Regions from separate parts of the Homo sapiens genome. Here region 1 is linked to region 2. A link is a contact called in ENCODE Hi-C or POLR2A ChIA-PET data. All regions are on one chromosome and are shown on one strand. The core of a region is the stretch at or near the end of the contact, and the rest is flanking DNA. Distances in the headings are between cores, read along the strand shown.

Evidence for each region. A loop is a pair of places that touch in the nucleus more often than their neighbours do. ChIA-PET counts read pairs that join two places held with the same protein, here RNA polymerase II (POLR2A).
Region 1: a loop to region 2 is called in a map of Caco-2, with 6 times the contacts of the local background. The contact joins two enhancer-like sites. A Hi-C loop is called at or near these places in 1 of 168 maps with a recorded cell type or tissue (Caco-2). POLR2A ChIA-PET finds 5 or more read pairs at or near these places in 1 of 52 experiments (K562).

The regions. Positions count from the first base shown.
Region 1 is chr4:40,574,925-40,581,693 of GRCh38, forward strand. All of the region lies in intron 1 of RBM47 (RNA binding motif protein 47), which reads right to left. Among named protein-coding and RNA genes, the nearest start is that of RBM47, 52 kb to the right of the region's middle. RefSeq lists enhancers at 2,215-2,384, 2,405-2,604. Within about 2 kb of position 2,252, at least 33 of the 41 ENCODE cell types and tissues checked have a DNase peak (open chromatin) inside an H3K27ac peak, as active enhancers do.
Region 2 is chr4:40,403,564-40,409,830 of GRCh38, forward strand. No RefSeq gene overlaps it. Among named protein-coding and RNA genes, the nearest start is that of RBM47-AS1, 19 kb to the right of the region's middle. Within about 2 kb of position 1,253, at least 12 of the 41 ENCODE cell types and tissues checked have a DNase peak (open chromatin) inside an H3K27ac peak, as active enhancers do.

The sequences.
Region 1 (6,769 bases), core at 1,002-3,501, 170 kb after region 2:
TTACGAAGATAATCAGTTTGGGTCAATTCCCCTAAAACATGGGAGCTGCCATAGACCCCTCAAGGCAATAGTTTTCAATTGGGAACCATTTGGGTCCCCAAGAAGTTATCTGGCAACGCATGAAGACATTTTTGGTGGTGGGTGCTACTGGCTTCTAATAAGCACAGGCATACTGCTAAACATCCTATAATGCACAGGAAAACCCCTTAAAACAATCCAAAATATCAACTGTGCCAAGATTGAGAAACCCTACATTGAAGAATACTGGCCCTACAGAAACACTGAACAGACACTGTAATTCACAAAGGGAATGTTATTAATACAGCTACCTATAAAGAAATACCAAGGAAGCTGGGCGTGGTGGCTCACACCTATAATCCCAGCTTTTTGGCTGATTCAGGCGGATCACCTGAGGTCAGGAGTTCGAGACCAGCCTGATCAACATGGAGAAACCCGGTCTCTACTTAAAAATACAAAATTAGCCAGGAGTGGTGGCGGGCCCCTTTAATCCCAGCTACTCAGGAGGCTGAGGCAGGAAAGTCGCTTGAACCTGGGAGGCAGCGGTTGCGGTGAGTCGAGATCGTGCCACTGCACTCCAGCCTGGGCAACAAGAGCGAAACTCCATCTCAAAAAAAAAAAAAAAACTACCAAGGAATAGCTACCTATAAAGAAGTCTCCCCAAGTTAACTGAATACTTAAAATTTGAATACTTAATGGTTTTGTCCTTAATCCCCGTTGGACCACTTTGATAAGGGCTACTGTGTGTCTGAGTGACCAACCCATGCCAGTTTGCCCAGGACTGTCCTGGTTTTAGCACTGAAAGGACAAATGAAGCCATTCTGTCCGCCAAGAGTACAGTGATATTTGGTCATCTGGAATTTTCTCTCTTTTGAAGAGAAACCTCAGATTCCTTCATGGTTTCCTCTGTGCTTGTTCTCACACATTACCAAGCTCCTGAGGCCTGGCTCCAGCAGGGAGAGAAAGGGTCTGATCTCAGAGGTGCTCTCTGATCCAGAGGAAGCCCAGAAGAAATGGGGGCCTGCCAGTGCTGGTGGCCAGGAGGGCATTGTTAATAGCTCATCTGGTTCTGTCGCCACCCAAGGCAGGGTTCTCCTTTGGATCGGACACTGGGGAAGTGTTCCTTCCCTGCAGGCTCACATAGCTTGCTAAGAGGCATCTTTCCTCACCTCCTCCTGGGGCAGTGCCCCAGGCAATGGAATGCATTCCTTGAGAAAGGATCCCTTACATGCTTTCCCTTATCTTTCCCAGATTATGCCCTTTCTTCAGCCTATTTCTTTTTTTCTTTCTCTTTTCTGTTTTTTTTTTTTTTTTGGGGGGGGGCGGAGACAGGGTCTCCCCCTGTCACCCACAATCATATTTATGCCTGATCAATTTTTTAAAAAAATTTTTTTGTAGAGATGGGGTCTTGCTATGTCGCCCAGGCTGGTCTTGAACTCCTAGCCTGAGCAACATAGCAACAGCCACCATGCCTGGCCTCCAAGCCTATTTCTTACAAAGGTGAAACTTTCTAACTACTACCTAGCCCCTGTGATCAACTTACATAACATATATGAAAGCATTTTGGAAACTGTAAAATATCAGACAAACGTAACATACTAACATCACAATGAGAAATCATTTGTCATTTTTCTTTTTTAAAAGAGACAGGGTCTCACTCTATCGCCCAGGCTGGAGTGCAGTGGCATGATCATGGATGGCTCACTGCAGCCTCAAACTTCTGGCCTCAAGTGATCCTCTTGCCTGAGCCCCTCAGGGTGCTGGGATTACAGGTGCAAGCTCAGCTCATTTCTATTTTTGAAGTTAGCAACTGAGGGTTGTTTCACTTTCTAGATACTTTAAATTCCCGTGTGGCAGGCACTGTTGTAAACACTTTGCATGTGTTATCTCATATAATATTCACAGAAATCCTGATGATGATGATGATGATACCCATTTTATAGATGAAGAAACTGAGATAGGATGACATTAAATAACTTTCCCAGGGTCACAGAGCTGGTGGAGCTGAGTGATTAGATTCAGACAGGCTGGCTCCAAAGTCCATGCTGAATGCTACCTGTGACTCAAGCCAGGAGAAAAAAAGGAGTTGCTCAAATAAAGCGTCCCTGGCAGTAACGAATCATTAACTTTCAGCCCACTCCAAGGAATGGGTGGCCTGAGGGTCACGTGCTAAAGAGGAAACCCTGAGTGAGTCAATCATGAACACATGACTGTTCTTAGTTCCTTATAGGTTTGCTTCCTCAAATAGCCTTCCTGGAGTGCTGAGCCAAGAGATGGATTGGGACCAGTTTCAGTTCTGGGAAAGGGGCTGAACCCCATCTAGCCAATGCCTGCACCCACGCTTCAGCTCTGTGCATGCTGGTGGCCGAATCTAACACAGGCCACAGGGACTTCCTCAAACTGGGAAATGCCTGCTCATGTTGTCAAGAGTCCTCAGCAACAGCTTGTTTGCCGACTAAACAAGGCTGCCACCTCACACAGGCAGCCTCAGAAAGATCAGGGAGTTAATAGTTACATGAAGACAGCTCAGAGAACAGCTCAAGTGACAGTCCAGACAAATGCAGATCGTATAATGGGTACCTGGTTAGATTCTGTTTAAAAAAAAAAAAAAGGATGTTCCTCTCTGCTATTTATTCCCTGTTCCAATTTTTTTAAAAATCCTGTTTTCCCTTTCCTGATCCTCCCTTATGGTATCTCATACTTAAAAAAAAAAAAAGTCTGGGATAAGCTGATAGTCACAAAGAAACAGGAATGCAACAAACCAGAAACCCAAAGCCCCAAATCTCTGCCTTATCACAGACCGTTTAAAACTCTGGAGTTTTTTCCTACTTCAGCACATATCTCAAGATTAGATAAATGTGGTACCATTGTGTTACTCCCTGGTGAAGAAACCAACAAACTGTCCAATAAAAATTACAGGAAGCTAGGAGCGGTGGTGCGTGCGTGTAGTCCCAGCTACTCAGGGGGCTGAGATGGGAAGATGGCTTGAGCCTAGGAGGTCAAGGCCAGCCTAGACAACACAGCAAGACCTCTTCTCTTAAAAAAAGAAAAAAAGAATTATAGGAGGTCACTGTTTTGGACTAAACTTCTGCAACTAGGGCCCAATAGACCAGACTGAAAATCAAAATGGAGTCACCCAGGCTAAAGTTCCACATCACAAAACAGAAACTAAGTTGTTGTCTGACCTTCTCAGTAATCAGGACGAAGAAATAACACCAAATTTCTTAAATGGGCCAGTTTCAAATCTTTAATTGGCATAATGAAACTCCCTGCTTTAATCCTTAAAGTAATCTGATGTTATTTTTCTGTTGTTCTGTCTCCTGTTGTCCCATTCCTTACAAAAAAAGTATCTTTGAAACAATTAATATACTTTAAGTTCTTTCCTTCTACTTTATAAAGCCAAGCTCTTCTGCTCGGCTGACTGGAACCCTTTTCCTATAATATGGAAGGAAGTGTTGCCCGATTCTAGAAACTCAAATAAAAGCAATTGAGAACTTTAAACTAAATTTGTTGCAATTTTGTCTTTTGACACATAGGATTTTCCTCCTGACACTTATAGACAATTGTAGAATAAATGGCCTCCCTCTGCCTCCATTTTCTACTTCCATTCATTTTCAGTGTTCTTAGCTTTTTCTTTCTACATGCCCACCACTTAGATTTCATTGTTCTTCCATCTGAAAGCTTTGCTTATGGCCTTTTCTATCATTTTCTCTTCTACCTTAACTTCTAGAGTTATTATGTTACCTAGGACAAGAGATATGACTTCTCACTGCCTCAGTTCCTCATCTGTAAATGGTGCTGTGTAGCAGGGCCTGCTGTAAGGGCTAAGGGGTAACGCACACAAAGTGCTTGGCACAATGCTACACACAGTAGGTGCTCAAAATGTGATAGCAAGCTGGGCACGATGGCTCACGCCTGTAATTCCAGCACTTTGGGAGGCCAGGGAGGGCAGATCACTTGAGGTCAGGAGTTCAAGACCAGCCTGGGCAATATGGTGAAACCCCATCTCCACTAAAATAACAAAAAATTAGCCAGACATGGTGGCGTGCACTTGTACTCCCAGCTACTCAGGAGGCTGAGGCAGAAGAATCACTTGAACCTGGGAGGCGGAGGCTACAGTGAGCCAAGATCATGCCACTGCACTCCAGCCTGGGCAACAGAGCGAGACTCTATCTTAAATTAAAAAAAAAAAAAATGCAGCCAGGCACGGTGGCTCACGCTTGTAATCCCAGCACTTTGGGAGGCCAAGACTGGCGGATCACGAGGTCAGGAGACTGAGACCATCCTGGCTAACACACTGAAACCCCATCTCTACTAAAAATACAAAAAATTAGCTGGGCATGGTGGCACGCGCCTGTAGTCCCAGCTACTCAGGAGGCTGAGGCAGGAGAACCACTTGAACCCGGGAGGTGGAGGTTGTAGTGAGTCGAGATCATGCCACTATACTCCAGCCTGGGTGACAGAGCGAGACCCTGTCTCAGAAAAAAAAAAAAAAAAAATGCAATAGCAAAGAAACAAATTGGATGGGAATAACTAGTTCAGATTCTCTAGGTAAAACTCTATAACTTTAAGGGTAATTATTTAAAAGTTATTAAAATTATAAAAAATAAGATCTGACTTAAGTGGGAACTAGATTACCTATTTTAGGGAGATGATATGAAGAAAATTTACCCATCTTATGGAGGTGGTTCAAATCAGAGCACTTCTCCATACACGAGTCAATCTACATTCCCAAGAAGCTCTGAAGCATTTTTCTCTGTGGGTCTTTGCTGGAGTTATTACATTGAGAAAGTAAACTTTAGGGTAATTTTTTTTTTTTTTTTGAGACTAGGTCTCACTCTGTCACCCAGGCTGGACTGCAGTGGCACAATCACAGCTCACTGCAACCTCTGCCTCCCTGGCTCAAGGGATCCTCCTACCTCAGTCTCCCATGTAGAGGTGACCACAGGTGCACACTACCATGCCTGTCTATTTTTTTAAATTATTTTTTATTTTTGTAGAGACAGGGTCTCGCCTTGTTGCCCAGGCTGGTCTTGAACTCCTGGGCTCAAGGGATCTTCCTGCCTTGACCTCCCAAAGTGCTGGGATTACAGGAGTGAGCCACCGCTTCCGGCCTACTTTTAGAGGATTTATAAATTCGAATTGGTCTAAGTTCCAACATGCCAAATATCCTGGACCTCTCACCAGTAAAAAATTTTCCTTCAGTTGAACTTGGTTTAGTTAGCAAAGTCAAATGAGTCCACTTCATGGATATTTTCTAAATGTGTTTCCTCATACTTTTTTTTTTTTAACTCTTAGAATCCAAGTGACTCATCTGTGTGCTTGAATCCTTTCCACTGTCTCATCTCCCTCATCCAAGTTTCTAGTACCTTCTCTTTGTTGTGAAGGATAATCAAACTGAACAACAAAAAGTTTACTCTCCTCATTTGGAACCTAAAAACTCTCTTCTTCCTGGGTCTGAGGGCTCCAAGAATCCTTGAATCAGTTCTCAGATCATTGTGGACACCAGATCAGGAACCTCAGGCACGTGGGAAGGCCAGATAATTAGGAGGGATGCTGAAGAGAAAGCCCGATGACCACAGCACGGTGATGGTTTAAAGGCCTTGAAATTTGGTTACCATCATTCCCCAACCCACCAACCGCCCATGGGCTGCATTCACCAGCACGCACTGGCAGCCGCAGCCACCCGTTCTCTTTCCTTGCATTGCTGAGCAAGTTTCCCATATCATTCAGTTAGGCTCAGCTCTCACACATATTGAGGAATGATCCCTACCACTGCTCGCACATGAATGGGAAAGGATGTACAATACATAAAGGCAGAGACAGGAGAATTTCAGACAGTGGTAAAAGTTGTGAGGTAAATAAAGCAGAGGAATGGGACAGAGATTAACAGAGATTGGTGAGAGAGAGAAGGCCACTCTGATATTTGTGCTGAGAGTTGAACAAAGAGACAGGGAGCCTAGCAAGGATCTAGGGAAAGAGCAATCTAGGCACAAACAAGGGCAAACGCCCCATGGCGGGAACAGGTTTGTTCATTTTGTTTTCGCTTTAATTCCAGGAACAAGAATCTGTGGCTGGAATCTGGTAATGGAGGCAGAGGTGGGAGCACAGAGGTTGGGAGGTGGCCAGAGGTCATGAGCTGAAAAACTCATGAGCCATAGGAGGGAGCTTGGGTTTTAGTCTAAAGAAAAGGAGAAAGCCGGGCACGGTGGCTCAGGCCTATAATCCCAGTACTTTGGGAGGCCGAGATGGGAAGGTTGCTTGAGTCCAGGAGTTCGAGACCAGCCTGGACAATATAGTGAGACCTCATCTCTACAAAACATTTAAAAATTAGCTGAGCATGGTGACATGCGCCTGTAGTCCCAGCTACTCGAGAGGCTGAGGTGGGAAGATCCCTTGAGTCCGGGAAGCAGCGGTTGCAGTGAGCCGAGCTCACACCACTGCTTCCAGCCTGGGTGACAGAGCGAGAACTTGTCTCAAAAAAAAAGTAATAATAAATAAATAAATAAATAAATAAATAAATAAAAGGAGAGGTCATTGGAGAGTGTTAAGCTTGCAGGGGGACTCTGGGGAAGATGAAGAATGAGAAAGCATCTCATAGAGATGGTTTGTTTGGTTTCTTGGAGGAAGACTTCTTCCAGGTTGATACAATCTACTTGTGAGTGGATGAGAAGGTGGGGGTGGTGGGGGAAGAGGTGAGATTAAATTATCTCTTCTTCAGAAGACAGCTCAGAAACCACAGACAGAAAAT
Region 2 (6,267 bases), core at 3-2,502:
CCCAGTATAAATAACACCAGTCGCCCCAACTTATTAAGCTCCTACTGTGTTACCTGCTATAGGGTAAAGCTTTTACCTGCCTTATGTCTCCTCACCACAACCTTGCAGGATAGGTGCTATAATCTCTGATTCACACAAAGAAAATGGAAGCCCAGAGAAGGCAGGTGACTTGCCCAGGGGAGCCCCCCAGCTTAGCACAAAGTCAGGTTTCCTTTTCTTTTCTTTCTTTCTTTGCTTTTTTTTTTTTTTTTTTTTTTTGAGACAGTGTTTCACTCTTATCACCCAAGCTGGAGTGCAGTGGTGTGATCTTGGTTCACTACAACCTCCACCTCCCAGGTTCAAGCGATTCTCCTGCCTCATCCTCCCAAGTAGCTGGGATTACAAGCTCCTGCCACCACACCTGGCTAATTTTTTTTTTGTATTTTTAGTAGAGATGGAGTTTCACCATGTTGGCCAGGCTGGTCTCGAACTCTTGACCTCAGGTGATCAGCCTGGCTCAGTCTCCCAAAGTGCTGGGATTACAGGCGTGAGCCACCACGCCCAGCCAAAGCCAGGTTTCCAACACTCTCTCAGCCACCACTCTCTAAAGTGAGACCCTGTTTTGTTGGTGGGTTTGTCAGAATGCTGGATTTTCCACATCTAAGACATGGCATGACATGATTGGCAGGTTGCAAGCGCTGCTGTTTCGTAAGAGACCAGTACAACAGGGAGAAGAAACTACCTGGCCTCCTCAGAACGAAAGAATTATAGCTCTCAGCTCAGCTTTCCATAGACCTCTCCAAAAAGGCTGTGAAATGTTGACAAACGAGTTAAAGTTGGATCAAGTGCCAGCCACTGTGCACTTACTTCCTGATTAGTTGTATCCATGGCCCTTGTCGCTGAGGACACAGAAAGCAAAGAGAATGTTAGCTTTCTCATATGGTGGTGTGAAATCAGAGGTTCCTCACAGCCCTGGGAGTTGGGGCCGAGCTGGGTTTGTGTCTCTTCTTGCCCCATCCCTCTCCTGCTGCTTGGTGTCTTTTCCTTCCTTCATGTCCCAGCCGTCCCCTGCAAGGCCCTACTCCACACCAGAACCTCTGCCCTAGTCCTCCTTCCCTCTGTCCCGTAAACACTACCTGTCCCATGTGCCTTTCCTCTGGGGCCCTGTTCTCTGTCCTCCGGGCTGACTGATAAGCTGATCCATGTGACGTGCTCAAGGGAAACTTGCTCCACTTAGGTAACACATTTGAGATTTAAAAGGTGGAGTTGTCAAGTTTCTGAGTCATCTGTCAGGGATACATCTGGGGAGCCAGGAAGGCCTTGGAGGGGCCATACAATCACAGGCTGAGTCACTCATTTCTAGGGTTGTCACAAGCTTGATACTCTGCTCGCCCTGTTCCCATACTGCTGGAGAAAAGGTTTCCAGTGCTCTGTCCATGCGAAGTATATAGTAAGCGAAACTTCTGTGCATCTGTTTCCTCACACAAATGCCACACTTAATGAGGGACGTGGTAACTCTCAACTGTACCCTGGGTCACTCCCAATTATCTTTCTGTGTATTAAAGCTGTGCTTAAAGCTATAGCAAAATAAGATTATTCTGGTAATTTTGAACCCTTATTATGGATCAGTCTCTACATATTGATCTCTAATCTTTATCACAACCTCAAGAGGTTAATATTATCACCTATTTTATTGATAAAGAAACTGAGATTCAGTGACTGGCCCAGATTATCTTAAGAAGAAAGTCTGAGAAAGGTCTGTCTGACCCCGTGGTCCTTGCTCTTCCTTTTGTGCAAGGACGTGTCACTTAGCTCAAAGTATGCCTATAGCCCAGGCTGGAGCTGGCTTTTGCTGGTTCCTGAGAGCTGATTGTGAAATTTTCAGAAATTAGACAAGCCAATGGTTAAACACAGCCATTACTGAAAGTAAAATACATAAACCTTACGATGTTAGTTATGGGCTTGTAAATACAAGAAAAATAGAAATAAAAAATATATATAAACTCAGGTATGTCTTTATGAGCAGCGTGAAAACAGACTAATACAGTAAATTGGTACCAGTAGAGTGGGGCAGTGCTGGAAAGATACCCAAAAATGTGGAAGCAACTTTGGAACTGGGTAACAGGCAGAGGTTGGGCAGTTTGGAGGGCTCAGAAGAAGACAGGAAAATGTGGGAAAGACTGGAACTCCTTAGAGACTTGTTGAAGGGCTTTGACCAAAATGCTGATAATGATATGGACAATGAAATCCAGGCTGAGGTGGTCTCAGCTGAAATGAGGAACTTGTTGGGAACTGGAGCAAAGGTGACTCTTGTTATGTTTTAGCAAAGAGACTGGCAGCATTTTGCACCTGCCCTAGAGATTTGTGAAAATTTGAACTTGAGAGAGATGATTTAGGGTATCTGGCGGAAGAAATTTCTAAGAAGCAAAGCATTCAAGAGGTGACTTAGGTGCTGTTAAAGGCATTCAGTTTTTTTTGTTTTGTTTTTTGAGATGGAGTTTCACTCTTGTTGCCCAGGCTGTAGTGCAATGGTGCAATGTCAGCTCACTGCAACCTCTGCCTCCCAGGTTCAAGCAATTCTTCTGCCTCAGCCTCCCAAGTAGCTGGGATTGCAGGCATGCACCACCACGCCTGGCTAATTTTTTGTATTTTTAGTAGAGATGGGGTTTCACCATGTTGGCCAGGCCGGTTTTGAACTCCTGACCTCAGGTGATCCACCCACCTTGCTTCCCAAAGTGTTAGGATTACAGGCGTGAGCCACCATGCCTGGCTCAGGCATTCAGTTTTACAAGGGAAGCAGAGCATAAAAGTTCGGAAAATTTGCAACCTGACAATGTGATAGAAAAGAAAGTCCCATTTTCTGGGGAAAAATTCAAGCTGGCCACAGAAATTTGCATACGTGATGAGGAGCCAAATGTTAATCACCAAGACAATGGGGAAAATGTCTCCAGGGCATGTCAGAGAACTTTGCAGCCACTCCCATCACAGGCCCAGAGGCCTAGGAGAAAAAAAATGGTTTTGTGGGCCGGGTGCAGTCTAGTGATTTGGTGCCCTGCATCTCAGCCACTCCTCCAGCCGTGGCTGAAAGGGGCCAATGTAGAGCTTGAGCCATGGCTTCAGAGGGTGCAAGCCCTAAGCCTTGGCCACTTCCATATGGTGTTGAGCCTGCAAGTGCACAGAAATCAAGAATTGGGGTTTGGGAACCTCCACCTAAATTTCAGAGAATGTATGGAAACACCTGGATGCCCAGGCATAAGTTTGCTGCAGGGCGGGGCCCTCATGGAGAACCTCTGCTAGGGTAGTGTGGAAAGGAAATGTGGGGTCAGAGCCCCTACACAGAGTCCCTACTGGGGCACTGCCTAGTGGAGCTGTGAGAAGAGGACCATCATCCTCCAGACTCCAGAATGGTAGATCCACTGACAGCTTGCACCGTGTGCCTGAAAGTGACGGACACTCAACACCAGCCTGTGAAAGAAGCTGGGAGGGAGGCTGTACCTTGCAAAGCCATAGGGGTGGAGCTGCCCAAGACCATGGGAACCCACCTTTTGCATCAGTGTGACCTGGATGTGAGACATGGAAGCAAAGGAGGCCATTTTGGAGCTTTAAGACTTGACTGCCCTGCTGGATTTCAGACTTGCATGGGGCCTGTAGTCCCTTGTTCTGGCCCATTTCTCCCATTTGTAATGGCTGTATTTACCCATGCCTGTACTCCCATTGTATCTAAGAAATAACTAATTTGCTTTCAATTTTACAGGCTTATAGGCAGAAGGGCTTGCCTTGTCTGGAATGAGACTTTGGATTGGGGACTTTTGAGTTAATGCTGAAATGACTTAAGACTTTGGGGGACTGTTAAGAAGGTGTGATTGGTTTTGAAATGTGAAGACATGAGATTTGGGAGGGGCCAGGGCAGAATGATATGGTTTGGCCGTGTCCCTACCCAAATCTCATCTCAAATTCCCATGTGTTGTGGGAGGGACCTGGTGGGAGGTAATTGAATCATGGGGGCAGGTCTTTCCAATTCTGTTCTCATAATAGTGAATAAGTCTCATGAGATCTGATGATTTTATAAGGGGTAGTTTTCCAGCATGAGCTCACTCTTTACCTCCCACCATCCATGTAAGACGTGACTTGCTCCTCCTTGCCTTCCACCATGATTGTGAGGCCTCCCCAGCCATGTGGAACTGTAAGTCCATTAAACCACCTTCTTTTGTAAATTGCCCAGTCTTGGGTATGTCTTTATCAGCAGCATGAAAACGGACTAATCCACCCTCCTGCTTCTCTGACTGTGGCTTCTCAGATACATGCATGGCTCCTCTTTTTCTAACTGCCCTCTAATTGTTGATGTTCCTCAAAGTTCTATTTGCATCCTGCCTCCTTTGTCATTGTGCATGTTCTTCCTGTCTGATCTTCTTTATCTCATGTTCTTGGCTGCCAAATGTATGTATATCAAGTATTGGTTTCTGAAAGAATCCTGGTAAATAGCACTTGTTTTCCCCTTCCATATTCTGAATAATCTGAGAAATGAAACAAATAACTAAAATGGGTGCTAAAACCACACAAAAATCAGATGTAATTTTATATACTAGAAATAATCCAAAAATGAAATTAACAATTCCATTTACAATAGCATCAAAAAGAATAAAATACTTTGGAATAAATTTAACTAAGATATAGGAGACTTGTACACTGACACTGGGCATGGTGGCTCACACTTGTAATGCCAGCACTTTGGGAGGCTGAGGCAGGAGGATTGCTTGAGCCTAGGAGTGTGGACCCACCCTGGGTAACACAGTGAGACCCTGTCTCAAAAAAAAAAAAAAAAAAAAAAAGGATAGAAACAAACAAAAGACTTGTACACTAAAAACTATAAAACATTGCTGAAATAAATAAAGAACATGTAAATAGGAAAAACATCTTGTGTTCATGAATTGGATCATTTAATTTTGTTAAGAGAGCAATACTTCACTAAGTGATCTACAGATTCAATGCAACACTTACTTATAAAAGTCCCAACAGTTTTTTTTGAAGAAATGGAAAAATTGATCCTAAAATTTATACAAAATTACAAGGGACCCTGATAGCCAAAATAATCTTGAAAAAGAAGAATAAAGTTAGAGGACTCACTCTTTCCAATTTGATTTTATTTTACTTATTTATTTATTTTATTTTTATTTATTTCTTTATTTTGAGATGGAGTTTTGCTCTTGTTGCCCAGGCTGGAGTGCAATGGCATGATCTTGGCTTACTGCAACCTCTGTCTCCCAGGTTCAAGTGATTCTCCTGCTTCAGGCGCCCTAGTAGCTGGGATTACAGGTGCACACCACCACACCCGGCTAATTTTTTGTATTTTTAGTAGAGACAGAGTTTCACCATGTTGGTCAGGCTGGTCTCAAACTCCCGACCTCAGGTGATCCACCCACCTTGGCCTCCCAAAGTGCTGGGATTACAGGCATGAGCTACCATGCCCGGCCTTATTTTTATTTTTGAAGGTACATTAGCATCTTCCCAATTTTAAAACTTACTACAAAGCTATGGTAATCAAGATGGTGCAGTACCAGCATAAGGGTAGACATGTAGACCAGTGAAATAGAATTGAGAATCTAGAAACAAACCCATACATCTATGGTCAATTGATTTATGATAAGGGTGCCAAGACTGCTCAATAGGGAAATAATGGTCTTCAACAAATTGTGCTGGGACAATGAAATATCAAAAAGAATGAAGTTGGACCCTTATATCACACAATAAGCAAAGATTAACTAAAAATGAATCAAAGATCTAACTATAAACTATAAAATTCTTCAAATAAGACATAAGGGAAAATCTGCATGACCTTGGATTTGACAATGGATTCTCAGATGTGACACCAAAAGTACAAGAAACAAAAAAAGGCCGGGTGTGGTGGCTCATGCCTGTAATCCCAGCACTTTGGGAGGCTAAGGCAGGTAGATTGCTTAAGTCCAAGAGTTCCACACCAGCCAGGACAACATGGCATAACCCTGTCTCTACAAAAAAATAAAAATTAAAAAAAATTAGCCAGGTGTGGTGGTGTGTTCCTGCAATCCCAGCTACTCAGGAGGCTGATGTGGGAGGATCGCCTGAGCCTGGGAGGTGGAGGTTGCAGTGAGCTGGGATCGTGCCACTGCACTCCAGCCTGGGTGACAGAGTGAGACCCTGTCTTAAAAAAAAACCAAAAAACAAAAAACAAACAAAAGGAACAAAAAAATGATAAATTGGACTTCATAAGAATTAAAAACTTTTGTGTATCAAAGGACATAATCAAGAAAA